5 separate regions of the Homo sapiens genome follow, and regions 2, 3, 4 and 5 are each linked to region 1. The links are chromatin contacts, found by Hi-C or POLR2A ChIA-PET in ENCODE. All regions are on one chromosome and are shown on one strand. The core of a region is the stretch at or near the end of the contact, and the rest is flanking DNA. Distances in the headings are between cores, read along the strand shown.

The links. A loop is a pair of places that touch in the nucleus more often than their neighbours do. ChIA-PET counts read pairs that join two places held with the same protein, here RNA polymerase II (POLR2A). Pooled maps may share reads with other maps.
Region 2: a map of heart right ventricle shows a loop between it and region 1 (2.1-fold over the local background). The contact joins two enhancer-like sites. A Hi-C loop is called at or near these places in 1 of 168 maps with a recorded cell type or tissue (heart right ventricle), 1 of 37 single-sample maps with no recorded cell type and 11 of 50 pooled maps. POLR2A ChIA-PET finds 5 or more read pairs at or near these places in 4 of 52 experiments (AG04449, HEK293, K562 and 1 more).
Region 3: a loop to region 1 is called in a map of endothelial cell of umbilical vein, with 7 times the contacts of the local background. The contact joins two enhancer-like sites. A Hi-C loop is called at or near these places in 5 of 168 maps with a recorded cell type or tissue (PC-3, ascending aorta, chondrocyte and 2 more) and 8 of 50 pooled maps. POLR2A ChIA-PET finds 5 or more read pairs at or near these places in 1 of 52 experiments (WTC11).
Region 4: a map of PC-3 shows a loop between it and region 1 (8-fold over the local background). The contact joins two enhancer-like sites. A Hi-C loop is called at or near these places in 2 of 168 maps with a recorded cell type or tissue (PC-3 and gastrocnemius medialis), 1 of 37 single-sample maps with no recorded cell type and 8 of 50 pooled maps.
Region 5: a map of ascending aorta shows a loop between it and region 1 (4-fold over the local background). The contact joins two enhancer-like sites. A Hi-C loop is called at or near these places in 12 of 168 maps with a recorded cell type or tissue (Caco-2, Calu3, IMR-90 and 9 more) and 16 of 50 pooled maps. POLR2A ChIA-PET finds 5 or more read pairs at or near these places in 2 of 52 experiments (A673 and H1).

Annotation. Positions count from the first base shown.
Region 1 is chr12:116,598,647-116,601,334 of GRCh38, reverse strand. No RefSeq gene overlaps it. Among named protein-coding and RNA genes, the nearest start is that of MAP1LC3B2, 41 kb to the right of the region's middle. Within about 2 kb of position 1,373, at least 28 of the 41 ENCODE cell types and tissues checked have a DNase peak (open chromatin) inside an H3K27ac peak, as active enhancers do; they include PC-3, ascending aorta, endothelial cell of umbilical vein and 3 more, where a contact is called at or near this core.
Region 2 is chr12:116,357,824-116,360,511 of GRCh38, reverse strand. No RefSeq gene overlaps it. Among named protein-coding and RNA genes, the nearest start is that of MIR4472-2, 69 kb to the left of the region's middle. RefSeq lists a silencer at 1,315-1,404. Within about 2 kb of position 1,316, at least 30 of the 41 ENCODE cell types and tissues checked have a DNase peak (open chromatin) inside an H3K27ac peak, as active enhancers do; they include heart right ventricle, where a contact is called at or near this core.
Region 3 is chr12:116,382,022-116,384,709 of GRCh38, reverse strand. No RefSeq gene overlaps it. Among named protein-coding and RNA genes, the nearest start is that of MIR4472-2, 45 kb to the left of the region's middle. RefSeq lists an enhancer at 1,125-1,801. Within about 2 kb of position 1,334, at least 8 of the 41 ENCODE cell types and tissues checked have a DNase peak (open chromatin) inside an H3K27ac peak, as active enhancers do; they include PC-3, ascending aorta and endothelial cell of umbilical vein, where a contact is called at or near this core.
Region 4 is chr12:116,405,427-116,408,114 of GRCh38, reverse strand. No RefSeq gene overlaps it. Among named protein-coding and RNA genes, the nearest start is that of MIR4472-2, 22 kb to the left of the region's middle. Within about 2 kb of position 1,346, at least 7 of the 41 ENCODE cell types and tissues checked have a DNase peak (open chromatin) inside an H3K27ac peak, as active enhancers do; they include PC-3 and gastrocnemius medialis, where a contact is called at or near this core.
Region 5 is chr12:116,433,448-116,436,135 of GRCh38, reverse strand. No RefSeq gene overlaps it. Among named protein-coding and RNA genes, the nearest start is that of MIR4472-2, 6.5 kb to the right of the region's middle. Within about 2 kb of position 1,300, at least 23 of the 41 ENCODE cell types and tissues checked have a DNase peak (open chromatin) inside an H3K27ac peak, as active enhancers do; they include PC-3, ascending aorta and ovary, where a contact is called at or near this core.

The DNA of each region.
Region 1 (2,688 bases), core at 124-2,623:
GGCTGGTCTAAAACTCCTGGACTCAAGCGATCCTCCCACTTTGTCCTCCCAAGTTCCGGATTACAGGCATGAGCCCACCATGCCCAGCCTACTCTTTAAACTTTTCAAAGCAGCTTCACATACATGCCTCAACAGATCCCCTCCATATCTCTGAGCAACAGGTAAGATGAATGTCGTGCCCATTTGACAGGTGGGAAAACTGAGGTGCCGATCAGAGAGTCTTATCCTCAATAAAGAAAGGTTTCTGGATGGGGAAGAGCAGGCACAGGGGTATTTCATGTCTCATAGCAAGTTGGTGGCTGAAATGGAACTAAGCAAAGTCTTCTGACCTATTTTCTATGAGGTTTTCATTCATTTGTTTTTCAGATATTCATTAAATGCTTATATGTCAGACACTGTGGTCATCTCATAATAATGATTATAGCTAGAGTTGTCTCTACAATCCTACACTTTCTACCTACAAGTCCCATTGCTAAATTATTTACGTGCCCTCTCTCATTTCAATGCGCGACAGCCACCCTTTGAGGTATGATTACTATTACTATCCCCAGACACAAGTAAGGACACTGAGCTTGCCCAAGGTCACTTAGCTCCTGAGCGGGTGCTGGGGTGTAAGGACTTCAAGCCTGTGCTCCTTTACTGCTTTGCTGAGGCTTGTTATCTGCACTGGGGTGGCCTACCCTCTTGAAGCTTACTCTTTTTTTTGAGACAGAGAATCTTGCTCTGTTGACCAGGCTAGAGTGCAGTGGTACACGGCTCACTACCATCTCCACCTCCTGGTTCAAGCGATTCTCCTGCCTCAGCCTCCCGAGTAGCTGGGATTACAGGTGTGCACCACCATGCCTGGCTAATTTTTGTATTTTTAGTAGAGATGGAGTTTTTCCATGTTGGCCAGGCTGGTCTCAAACTCCTGACCTCAGATGATCTGCCCGCCTTGGCCTCCCAAAGTGCTGAAGCTTACATTCTTATAAGGAGATAAATATACCAGTTTTCTGAGGTCTGGCCTTCACCTCTAAGACCCTCCAAGCTATTCCTTCCCAATAAGGAATATTCCAAATAGGAGAGAAAGGATGCAGACGTTGATTAAGCCCCTTCCATGGGCCAGGCACACGCATATCCATTTTCCATACCACCTAGCAAATTGGCTACAGAGGGTACTGAAGAAATCAAGGCTCATTGGGTTGACATGGTTGTTCAAAGCTGGCATACTTGGTTTTCAGGGAGTGGAGACCTGGCCTTGGATGGTGATGCCATCTGACTTGCCTTTTCTGCCAGCCAGCTCTGGCTCTCCTGGAGGACAAGTGACGGGGGAAGAGTTTGCCATGAGTCTTTAGGTCACGTAACTACGGAAGCAGTTCTCTTGAGGCTTGATACGTGATCTTTATACAAACCCTCCTCGGGACAGGAGCCAGAAAGTCACTCTCCCACCCATTTTGGGACAAGGGAGGTGGGGGGAGGACCCAAGACCGGATCCCGGCAGAGTCCCGCTGCCCACGACAGGCAGCAGGTGGCGCCATGGCCCCGGTTTAACAAGGACACCGGGAAGGTGGAAAGGGTGGGTGGGTGGGGCGGGGTGGGGGGCGTGGGGGTTGCGGTTGGACTCCAGAAAGAAAAACTAGTGGAAAACAAGGCTTTAAAAGAAGAACAATTTGTTCCAAAACACTTGCCTTGTAACGGGGTCATCTATAAATTCTGGGATTTCCTGTTGGCCTCGGGGAGGGCAGGCAGGCCGGCCGGCGGGCAGGCCACTGTCTTCTCTGCAGTCTGGAAGAATCATTTCCAGCCCAGCTCACGAGCTCCAGCCTCCCCTGGCCCAGATTGGCTCTGAAATTTCCCAGCTTTCGTGCCCGTAAGCAGGATCCTGTGACAGCAGCGTCTCCTTGAGCGGTGCTCCAGTTTCCACTGGGTTGGGAGGAGGCGTGAGATCATGGTCATTTTTTAAAGGAGAGGCTGTCTTCGTGATCTCCCTGTTCCGTCTCCACCATCGGACTTGTTCCAAAACAATCAAAGACGTGGAAACAATAAAATGAAAGAGATGGAAGTAGCCCTTTTAAAAAGAAGACAGCTGTTCCTGTCAATACGGGGACGGAAAAGAGAAAAAGAGTTGGAAACAAATAATTTTTAAGCCCAGGACTGGCTACTTGGTTAACAGATGTGGCCTGACCTCGCTCTACCCAAATCACTTCATCATGGGCTCTGAGCGGCCAGGCGCGGTGGAGAGGGCAGGGAGCTTTGGAACCAGTCGTTCATGAGCTGTGTGACCTTGAACAAGCCATTTAATATCTTGGAACGTCCGTTTCCTCCTCCAATAAGTGGTGAACAGTAATTAATACCTGCTATGCCAGGAGGTTGTGAGGCTCATGGATGGCCTGTTTCAAAGACTCGTGTGTATCAGCAACGCAATGCAAACAAGGTCACGGTTCTCTCTTGACTGTCGTCCCCGTGCGGCCAACAGGCCATCCTCACGGGCAAAATGACAAGGAACAGCAGAACTCTAAAGGAAAGATTATCTTACAAACTCACGGTGATATCTTTACATGTCTCTGGAGGAAAAGTCACAGTGAAAATATTGCCAATCAGTCATGAAGATGGTTAGGATTATGTTTTCTCTTTACCCAGAGAGCCAAGGCCAGGAGTTTAACTGGGACCACATAAAGGAAGAAGCAGCGGCTTTGAGTCTGGCTTGGT
Region 2 (2,688 bases), core at 67-2,566, 240 kb after region 1:
CTCTGTCAGAAAAAAAAGAAAGAAAAGAAAGAAGGAAGGAAGGGAGGGAGGGAGGGGAGGGAAAGAAAGAAAGAAAAAGAAGGAAGGAAGGAAGGGAGGAAGCGGAGGGGAGGGAAAGAAGGAAGGAAGGGAGGGAGGGAGGGAGGGGAGGGAAAGAAAGAAAGAAGAAGGAAGGAATGGAGGGAGGGCGGGGAGGGAAAGAAAGAAAGAAAAAGAAAGAAGGAAGGAAGGAAGGAAGACCGGTGCGGTGGCTCACGCCTGTAATCCCAGCACTTTGGGAGGCCGAGGCAGGTGGGTCACGAGGTCAGGAGATTGAGACCATCCTGGCTAACATGGTGAAACCCCGCCTCTTCAAAAAAAAATAATAAATAAATAAAATTAAAAAATTAGCCGGGCGTGGTGGCGGGCACCTGTAGTCCAGGCTACTCGGGAGGCTGAGGCAGGAGAATGGCGTGAACCTGGGAGGTGGAGCTTGCAGTGAGCTGAGATCGTGCCATTGCACTATAGCCTGGGCGACAGAGCGAGACTCCGTCTAAAAGAAACAGAAAGAAGGAAGGAAGGAAGGAAGAAAGGAAAGAAGGGAAAAGAAAAGAAAAGAAAGAAAAGGAGGGAGGGAGGGAAGGAAGGCAGGAAGGCAGGGAGGGAGAAAGAAAGAGAAAGAAAGAGAGAAAGAGAAAGAAAGAAAAGAAAAGAGAAGAGGAAATTTTCCTACCACCAGCACATTGAGGGCGGGGAATCGTCAGAAGTTCACAGATCAGAGGATTGGATTCTGTCTTTGCATTGAACCTGGCAAAGTGAGGTAGAGAAAAATAAAAAAGGCCCCCAGCCTCCCATGCCTGCATATCTTGAAGTTTGTGGTCAAGATCACAGCCAAAGACTCACACCAGCTAAGTCACAAAGTTTGGCTCAGCCTGGGGCTTCCTGGAAACCACTAAGCTGAAGAGGTTCGTGAGGTCCCCACAGTTCATTTAGAATTCACAACCTTCCCCTATGACATTTTTGTTTCTAACATAGATCTCCCCTAAGGAAAGGGATAGAGCTGCCACAGAGAACAAAATGCTCTTCAGCCCTGAGTTCATCAGTTCTTGCTGTACATAAACACCTTTTTCCCCCCCCGTAACACAGGAAATGCAGGAAACCAGCACCAGCTGATAAAAAAAAAAAGACCCCCCCCCCCCCACACACACACACCCACACACACACACACACACACACACCCACACACACAAGCTTTCCAACTTGTCCAGAAAGTTGCCCACAGCACTTCTGGCCACGCTGGGCTGGGCCACTGTGACGTCAGGCCGGCAGTCAGCCAATGGAGGAATGGTTCTGACTTTCTCATCTGCATATTGCGGTGGCATTGGTTCAGATTTCAGGGCCGTTTGTATTGTGGTGGTTTCTTTATGTTCAAGGTTATCCACACCAGGCAGAGGACAAACTCCACTCCTGGCCTTCCTGCCCAGCTAGATTTAAGGATTGTAACCAGGACAGTGAGTCCCTTCTGGGAAAGGGGCCTCGTGGAGGTTATGAAATCCAGCAGGTCATGGAAGGAGAAACGATTGACAATCCAGACGGGATGGAGGCAGGAGTTGGCTCAGTAACCCCATCTTTCCTATCCACCAGCACTCCCCTGCGCTTCCCAAGTGATTTAATTATCCATTCTTTAACTGCAACTCGGTTAGCCCTGAAATTTGGGTGAAGAGAAATCAGACACAGGTTACTTGAATTACTATGCTTGGTTTTATCTTGTAGACGAATAACTCAGGCATGTGAATTGAACATGCAAATGTGTGCAAAACAACATGCATAATTTAAGATTCTCAAATTAACAGAGGAGAAACAATTGAGTAACCTCACTGCTTTCTCTGAAGCACAGTTTTCTAAGAATATTGTAACCATTTTTTTTTTTTAGCTGTCTGACAGAAGGGATTGGAAAATAGAAGGAATTTAAAGCAAAAGGGTGGATGTAGCTATCAGTGGCAAGAAAAATGCAGGGAGATTGCAATATTAAAATATAGTCAAATTTCACTTACTCGGATATCACTGAGTTTGGATTTGGTGTAAATCACCTCAAACTTCCCTTTACTTTGATGCTAACTATAAATACGGTATTGGTGTGTATTAGAGCTCTGGTTCTCACCTCCAAGGTTTGATTAAATAAGTCTGGGTAGAAATAAAGAAATTATAACAAGTGTCCCAAATATTTCTGTCAACGGGGGACTACCGCTGAGAAACTGCCTTGATTTTCCAAGCCACTTTTAATTTTAAATGTTTATTTCCCCATGGTCTTCACAAACCATTGAAATATCTCAGCAACTAAAATATTCCAGCATGCAAACTTGATCTCTTCGATTGACTACCCCACCCAAAAGCTGTGCAGAAAGCCCCCTAGCACGTACACTGATTTGGACTGGAAACTGGAGCCGCCGTCGCTGTGAAGAGATGTGAAGTGACCAGACTTCCATGTGTGATGATTAATTTTATGTGTCTACTGGACTAGGTTAAGGGATGCCCAGATGGCTGGTAAAACATTATTTCTGGGTATGTCCGTGAGGGTATTTCCAGAAGAGATTAGCATTTGAATCGGTAGATTGAATAATGTTTGCCTTCACCAATCCAGGTGAGCGTCATGTCATCCACTGAGAGCTCAAATAGAAAAAGGTTTAGGAAGCATGAATTTGCTGTCTG
Region 3 (2,688 bases), core at 85-2,584, 220 kb after region 1:
TGGCTCTCCAGATTGAGGGGTGGGGGAGGGGTTGGGAGACACTCCAGTGGAATTCTCAGCAACCCTTCCCTGATGTGGACTCTAAGCCTAGGGGAAGATGTCTGAGACAGTGGGTCCCATCTCCCAGACCCCTTGCCACAGCTTCCTTGCCGGTCTGTTTGCCGCTTTCTGAGGAAGCCAACACTTGCCTTTATTCCTCTCTTTGACCACAGCTCTCCCCTGCAGAAATGTCCCTTCTCTGTGAACTCGGTGGTCCAGGGTCCAGGTGCTGGAATCACACAGACCTGGGCTGGAATCCTGGCTTCACTTCCAACCAACTGTGTGATTTTTAGGCAAATTTTCCCTCGCTGTGCCTTGGTTTTCCTATCTGTAAAATGGGATCATTGACACATGCTTTGCAAAGCATATTAGTTTCTTGTGGCTACTGTAACAAATTACCGCACACTGCATGGCTGAAAACAACAGAAATGTGTTACTCTCCCAGTTCTGGAGGCCAGAAGTCCAAAATCAAAATGTCACTTCCAGTATCCTTCCAGCTTCTGGTGGCTCCTGGAGTTCCTTAGCTCGCGGCTGCATCACTCCAATGTCGACCTCTATCCTCACAGTCTCTAGGTCCTTCTCTAGCTTTCTTTAGGACACTCACACTGGATTTAAGGCTCGCCTTGGTCTGGGCATGGTGGCTCATTCCTGTAATCCCAGCATTTTGGGAGGCTGAGGCCAGAGGATCGCTTGAGGCCAGGAGTTCAAGACCAGCCTGGCCAACATGGTGAAACCCCATCTCTACTAAAAATACAAAAATTAGCTGGGCGTGGTGGTGGGCACCTGTAATCCCAGCTACTCTGGAGGCTAAGGCAGGAGAATCACTTGAACCTGGTAAACGGAGGTTGCAGTGAGTCGAGATCACGCCACTGCACTCCAGCCTGGGTGACAGAGTGAGACTCTGTTTCAAAAAAAAAAAAAAAGAAAGAAAGAAGAAAGAAAAGAAAAGAAAAGAAAAGAAAAAGGCTCACCTTAACCCAGTATGATGTCATCTTCATTCTTACCTGAATGATATTTGCAAAGACCCTGTTTCCAAAAAAGGTCACATTCTGAGTTTCCAGGTGGACATGAATGGGAGACACCATTCAACCCGCTGCACAGAAATAAGGCTGGCCTAGGGCCCTCGGCAGCCATTCCCTCTGCCCTCTCCTACACCCTGCTTGGAGGCTTTTTTCTCCCAGGGGAAAGAGAAAGGTTGCTTCAGAGAGCAGCGTACTTGGAGCAGTGGCAAACTTCCAGTGCTTGTGAGCCAATTCCCCCTCCATCCAGTAGGCCCTTCCCTGGTTTCTGACTAAGTGTGAGGGAGGGAGGATGAATCGAGGCCAGATCCTCACTCATCTGAACTATACTTTCCACGGAAATAAACTTTCCCAAGGAGGCTGGCTGCCCCCTGCTATTCTTAGTCCAGAGCCTGAATCGACAGCAACGTTAATCATACAGGAAAACCATCGTCGTGGGACCCTGGCATGTGCTAAGTTGTGGCCACACCTTTGCACACCCAGGGTCTCATATGATGGTCACAGGTCAGTTTGCAGGTGAAGAGCCAAGGGTGGGAAGTGTCCATCAAGGAGCCCAAGGGACACGTTGCTTTCAAGGGTGCAGAAGGCTATGCCAGCTGCACTGCACCCCAGCACCCAGCACAGATCATCGAGGTAACACATGTTTTGTGCCTGCCTGACTGGGCTGGGTGTTTTTCCCACTCGATCCTCAGAGAGGCAGGAAGAAAGGAAGTCCTGACTCCAGGATCCTGCAGCTGGCTGCCTGCACCCAAAGCCTGCACTTTCCCGCTTCCCAGACCGGTCTCTGATCTCACAGTTCCCATCTTTCTGACCCTTCCCTATATGGGGGGCAGGTGCGGGGAGGAAGCTTTCCCAGGAGGAGCAGCAGGGCAGGTGGGATTTCTCCTTCATGTGGTCTTCATTCTGCAGAGAATGAGAAAGAGACTGGCTCTGGGGGGTATCAAAGTGTGTGAATGTGTGTGGCTGTGTGTGTGTGATCATGCGTTTATGCATATGTGACTGTGTGTGAGCATGAGTGTGTATGTGTGTCTGTATGTATGAGTTTGAGAAAGTGTGTGCGTGGCTGTGTGTATGAACAAGGGAGCATGTGGGTGTGTGTGTGTGGCTGTGAGTATATGCAAGTATCTGTAAGTGTGTGAACATGTGAGTGTGTACGCTAATGTGAGTATGTGCGTGTGTGAGAGTGTGTGTGTGTGTGTGTGTGTGGTTTTACAGGGGGGCAGGAAAGGGACAGGGGTGGGAGCAACATTCCTTGGAGGTTGAACCAGAGCTGGTGGAGGGACCCTCTCCTCCTCCCCTCTTGCCTGTTCCCTCTTCCCTCCTCCTTCCTCTTCCTTCTCAGCCCCTCGCCCCTTCCCAGCAGATTCTATTAAGCAACCCGGGACAAATGAAAGGGGTGAAACTGGGCGGGCGCCTGGCAGGGGGGTCAGCAGGGGCTAAGCGGTCAGGGCACTCGTCCCTGCCTTCCCAGGTTCCTGAACGCTGAGGATTACAGCTTCGACTGCTGCTGTTTAATCAGCTGGTAGCAATTTAACCATTACACCCCAGTGAGAGAATCCTAGACATTTCCTACAGGAGGGGGACGGGAAGACTAAGATGCAAGGAATGCAGAAGGGGGGTGGTGTGGAGA
Region 4 (2,688 bases), core at 97-2,596, 190 kb after region 1:
ATGGGCCACAGCATAGCTCATTTAATTTACCAGTCACCAAGTAGCTCATTTTAATCAGTTTCCTGATTTGGCAGGAGATGAAACAAAATGGGTACTCTCTTAGACACTGTAGTTGCCCTCCCAATAATTTATCCTAAGATATCATTCCAAATGTACACAGGCGAGGTGCAGTGGCTCACACCTGTAACCCCAACACTTTGGAAGGCCAAGGCAGAAGGATCACTTGAGGCCAGAAGTTCAAGACCAGCCTAGGTAAACTTGTGAGACCCCATCTCTACAAAAATTTTAAAAATTAGCCAAGTGTGAGACTACATACCTGTAGTCTCAGCTACATGAGAGGCTGAGGTAGGGAGACTGCTTGAGCCCAGGAGCTTGAGGCTGCAGTGAGCCATGATGGCGCCATTGCATGTCAGCCTGGGCGACAGAGTGAGACACCATTTCAAAAAAAAAGAAGAAAGAAAGAAAAAGAAAAGAATGTACACAAAGACTTAACCACAAGGCTCTTCCTCTTGACCTCTTTCACAGTAAAAAACAGAAAATCCCTAACCATACAACAAAGTAATAAAGGCTGTGATTGATATTCCCATTTCACTGATGGGAAGATGGTGCAAGAGATGTTAAGCAGCCTAGGAGTGGAACTCAGGTGGTCTGGCATCAGAGTCTGAAGCTCGGCACTATATGCTTTTGGCTTCTAGAAAAGCCTGAAAGGCTGAAAGTAACAGTGGTGCTCTCTCGGTAGTTGGACTATGGGTAGTTTGTATTTTATTGTGTTTAGAGACAGGGTCTTGCTCTATTGCCCAGGCTGGAGTGTGGTGGCATAATCATAGCTCACTGCAGCCTTGACCTACCAGGTTCAAGTGATCCTCCAGGCTCAGCCTCTCAAGTAGCTAGGACCATAGGTGTGCACCACCATGCCCAGCTAATTTTTTTGTGTTTTGTAGAGCTGAGGTCTCCCTATATTGCCCAATCTGGTCTCAAACATCTGGGCTCAAGCAATCCTCCCGCTTCGGCCTCCCAAAATCCTGGGATCACAGGTGTGAACCATCACGCCCAGCTGGTAGTTTTTATTTGTTTCCTTTTGGCCTATGCATACTCTGAATTTTCTACTGAGATCATCCATTGTTAGTATACTTTGCCTAAAAAGAAAAAGAAATACTATGTATTTAAATCAGTCAGTCAACCAACAACCAACCAATCCATCAGCTGCGCTATTTTTGCATGTCTTCTGTTGTAAATGAGCCACCTCCAGTCACAGCCAAAGTCACTGTTCCCAGTCATTGCAGCCAGAGGGGCCTTGCCCTGTGGTGTCAGCCAGGGCGTGCATCTCAGTCTGCCTCTGCTGACAGCTCCATGTAGGGCTTGTGAAATCAAGGCAGATTGCATAAGAGCGTCCCCTGGGGCCCTGGAGCTGTTTGTCACCCCTGAGTTATTTTTATTGGTTGTAAACTGAGCTCTCCTTTTTGGAAGCTTCCTGGGACTGTAGAGTATCCCAGCCTCTGCAGAGAGAGGACAATGTTGGCCAGGGCTGAGAGGGCCTTGGCCTGGAACTTTGCAGGGGCCTTTTTGCCCAGGGTCAGAAAAGGAGGGCCTGTCGCAGTGCCTCACGCCTGTAAACCCAACACTCTGGGAGGCTGAGTGGATCACCTGAGGTCGGGAGTTCAAGACCAACCTGGCCAACATGGTGAAACCTTGTCTCTACTGAAAATACAAAAATTAGCTAGGGGTGGTGGCGGGCACCTGTAATCCCAGCTACTCAGGAGGTTGAGGCAGGAGAAACGCTTGAACCTGGAAGGCAGAGGTTGCAGTGAGCTGAGATCGCACCACTGCACTCCAGCCTGGGCGACAGAGCAAGACCCTGTCTCAAAATACAAAAATAAAAATTAAAAAAAAAAAAGAAAGAAAAAAGAAAAGGGAGTCAAAAAGAGTTCAACCCCTGGCCTTGCATCCTGGGTGTTTACCCCACTTGCCTGGTGGAGAACATGATGATGCTGATGATGATGATACAAATAACACAGCCAATCTCACTTTGCACATTCATGTGGACTGTAAGAATGACCGTGCAAACTGAAAGTGTACAAAAAGATCTCAATCACCAACAGGATAAAATAAGATTATTCTGTGACCTTTAACAATCTTCTGTCAAAACACTAAAACTCTCTTACTGTTGGCTATAAATGTTTAAGGAAATGAAAAACTAGGTAAAACTAACATCTCTTTCTTATACTTCAATTTAGAACATTAGAAACATTGAAAATATAACTGTAGGCTGGGAGCAGTGGCTCACGCCTGTAATCCCAACACTTTGGGAGGCCAAGGAGGGAGGATCACTTGAGCTCAGGAGTTTGAGACCAGCCTGGGCAGCATAGTGAAACCCTGTCTCTATAAAAACTAGCCAGGCATGGTGGTGCATGCCTGTAGTCCCAGCTACCAAGGAGGCTGAAGTGGGAGGACCACTTGAGCCCAGGAGGTTGAGGCTGCAGTCAGCTGTGATTGTGCCACTATACTCCAGCATAGGCGACAGGAGTGAGACCCTAAGAAAAAATATGTGTGTGTGTGTGTGTTGTATTTCTTTGTGTAAAAACTATCAAGAATAGCCTGAACCATGCTTGCCAGCTTCTTGTTTAACTAATGATACAGAGGGAGCATCTTGTTCTATGCCTTGGCGAATTGTCATATTTCTTTCTAAGA
Region 5 (2,688 bases), core at 51-2,550, 170 kb after region 1:
AGACCCGTGTCTGGCCTGCAATGTCTGCTACAGAAGCATTCACTGTTAGTGAATTTACATGTATGGACTCAGCTGATCCCCACAGGAGTCTAAGAGGTTGATGCTATTTATTATTATTATTATTATTATTATTATTATTATTATTAAGACAGAGTCTCACTCTGTTGCCCAGGCTGGAGTGCAGTAGTGCAATCTTGGCTCACTGCAACCTCTGCTTCCCGGGTTCTAAGCGATTGTCCTGCCTCAGGCTCCCAAGTAACTGGGATTACCGGTGCGTGCCACCACACCTGGCTAATTTTGTATTTATAGTAGAGATGGGGTTTCACCATGTTGGCCAGGCTAGTCTCGAACCCCTGATCTCAGGTGATCCATCTGCCTCAGCCTCCCAAAGTGCTGGGATTATGGGCGTGAGCCACTGCATCTGGCCAGTGGATGCTATTATTATACCTGTTACCAGGTAGGGAAACCAGGCATATGTTACATTGGGTAATTTAACCTTAGTCATTCAGAGGTGAGGCGTGGATTTGAACCTAAATCCTCCCACAGCTGGGAGGGCCCTCGTGCTACCCCTGGCTCCGAGTCAGTGTTCACTAAATGCAGATGGAATTGCAGAATTGGTTTTGTTTTAGGCCGGGCACAGTGGCTCACGCCTGTAATCCCAGCACTTTGGGAGGCCGAGGCGGGCGGATCAGGAGGTCAGGAGATCGAGACCATCCTGGCTAACATAGTGAAACCCTGTCTCTCCTAAAACTACAAAAAAATTAGCTGGGCGTGTTGGCAGGCACCTGTAGTCCCAGCTACTCGGGAGGCTGAGGCAGGAGAATGGCGTGAACCCGGGAGGTGGAGTTTGCAGTGAGCCAAGATCGCGCTACTGCACTCCAGTGTGGGTGACAGAGCGATACTCCGTCTCAAAAAAAAAACCAAAAAAAAAAAAAAAACAGAATTGGTTTTGTTTCTTTTTACAAATCTACTTTATGCCGGGCACTTTCCTATCGCTTCATTCGCGATAGGAATGTTTATTTTTTTCCATTTTACACATGTGTGTTTTTTTTTTCCATTTTACACATGGGGGTATTTGTTTTTGTGTGTTTGTTTTTTTCCATTTTACACATGGGGGTATTAAGCTCCGCCCTAGGAGAAGCCTTTAGACCAATGCTGCCCAGCCTGGAAGTGGTGAATCGGAGACTGCCCTCCTGACTCGCTTGGATTCCAAACCCCTGGCTCTTTCCAGCCCAGCCCACGCCCCTCCGGAAGCTCTGCCCAGAAACGTGCATGGTTGGCATTGCTGAGCTTGCGAGTCCTGCATGGCCCAAATCCCATGAAAGCTGCCTGCACTGCATTAGAAGTGCAGCAAGGATGGAAGTGAGAGGTAAAATGTACATTTCAGCACAAAAGCTTGGAGAGACTTCATGATGCCCCTAGGGCCGTAGGGATCCTCTCCTCTCTCCCTGCCCCAGGCAGACAAAATAGCTAAACCACCCAGGAAGTGTCCTGACAGAAGATCTGCTCACCCATCATCTCTGTTATCCTGTGCTCTGTGGCCTCTGAACAGGAACCCCCAAAATTCAGATGAGCAAGGAAGGCAAAGGTGTCACTGAGGGCTTGGCAAAGTGCTTGCAGGGATGTCCCGAGAAGGCTTTTTCCTGACAGCCTCCTCAGAAGAATATGTGTGGATTCTTATTGCGAAACCCCCAAAGCTCAGCCCCGCCTTCAGAGACTCCGGGAATGAGCTGTGGGTGGAGGGGTGAGTTTAGCGGTGGCAGCTGATCCTTTCCAGATGCCGGGCTCCAGGCCTTGCGGGCAGCCAGGCTGGTCAGTGGCTCCTTGTCACATGCGTGCCACCAGAGGCAGAGGGACAGGGGAAAGGGGCAAGAGTCTGCTCTGAGCCAGGGACTTCCAGGAAGAGCCTGAATAGTCCTGCCCCAGGCGGCTGGTTCTTTCCTCTTAGTGAGCAGCCATGCACACATGATGATTTGCTTTCCTTTTTTTTTTTAATTAACTTCTTACTTTATGCATTTATTTATTTATTTTTCAGACAGGGTCTTGCTCTGTCGCCCAGGCTGGCACCCAGTGGTGTGATCTCTGCTCACCGCAGCCTTGAATTCCTGAGCTCAAGTCATCCTCCTACCTCAGCCTCCCAAGTAGCTGGGACTATAGGCGCACGCCACCGCAGCCAGATAATTTTTTTTACTTTTTAGTAGAGATGGGGGTCTCGCTATGTTTCCCAGGCTAGTCACAAACCCCTGGCCTTAAGCGATCCTCCCATTTTGGCCTCCCAAAGCACTGGGATTACAAGTGTAAGCCGCTGTGCCCAACCCAATTTACTTTTTATTGAAATATAATTTCAGACTTAGGAAAAAGTTGCAAGAACAATACAAAGAATTCCCATGTACCTGTCACCCAGATTTCCCAAATGTTACCACATTACCACTTTGCTGTATCCTTCCCCCACCCCCCACCCCTGTCTCTGTAGATACAGCTATAAAGAGGAGAAAAATGCTTGTTTTCTCAGACATCACACCTCTGTGAAATACTTCACTCTGAATTTCCTAAAAACAAGCAACATTGTCTTACAAAACCACAATACAATGATCAAACGTAGGGAATGAACACTGACACAGCGTTATTGTCTCATCTGAAAACTTTCTCCAGGTCTCCCCATTTGTACTGATGATGTCCTTTGTCACC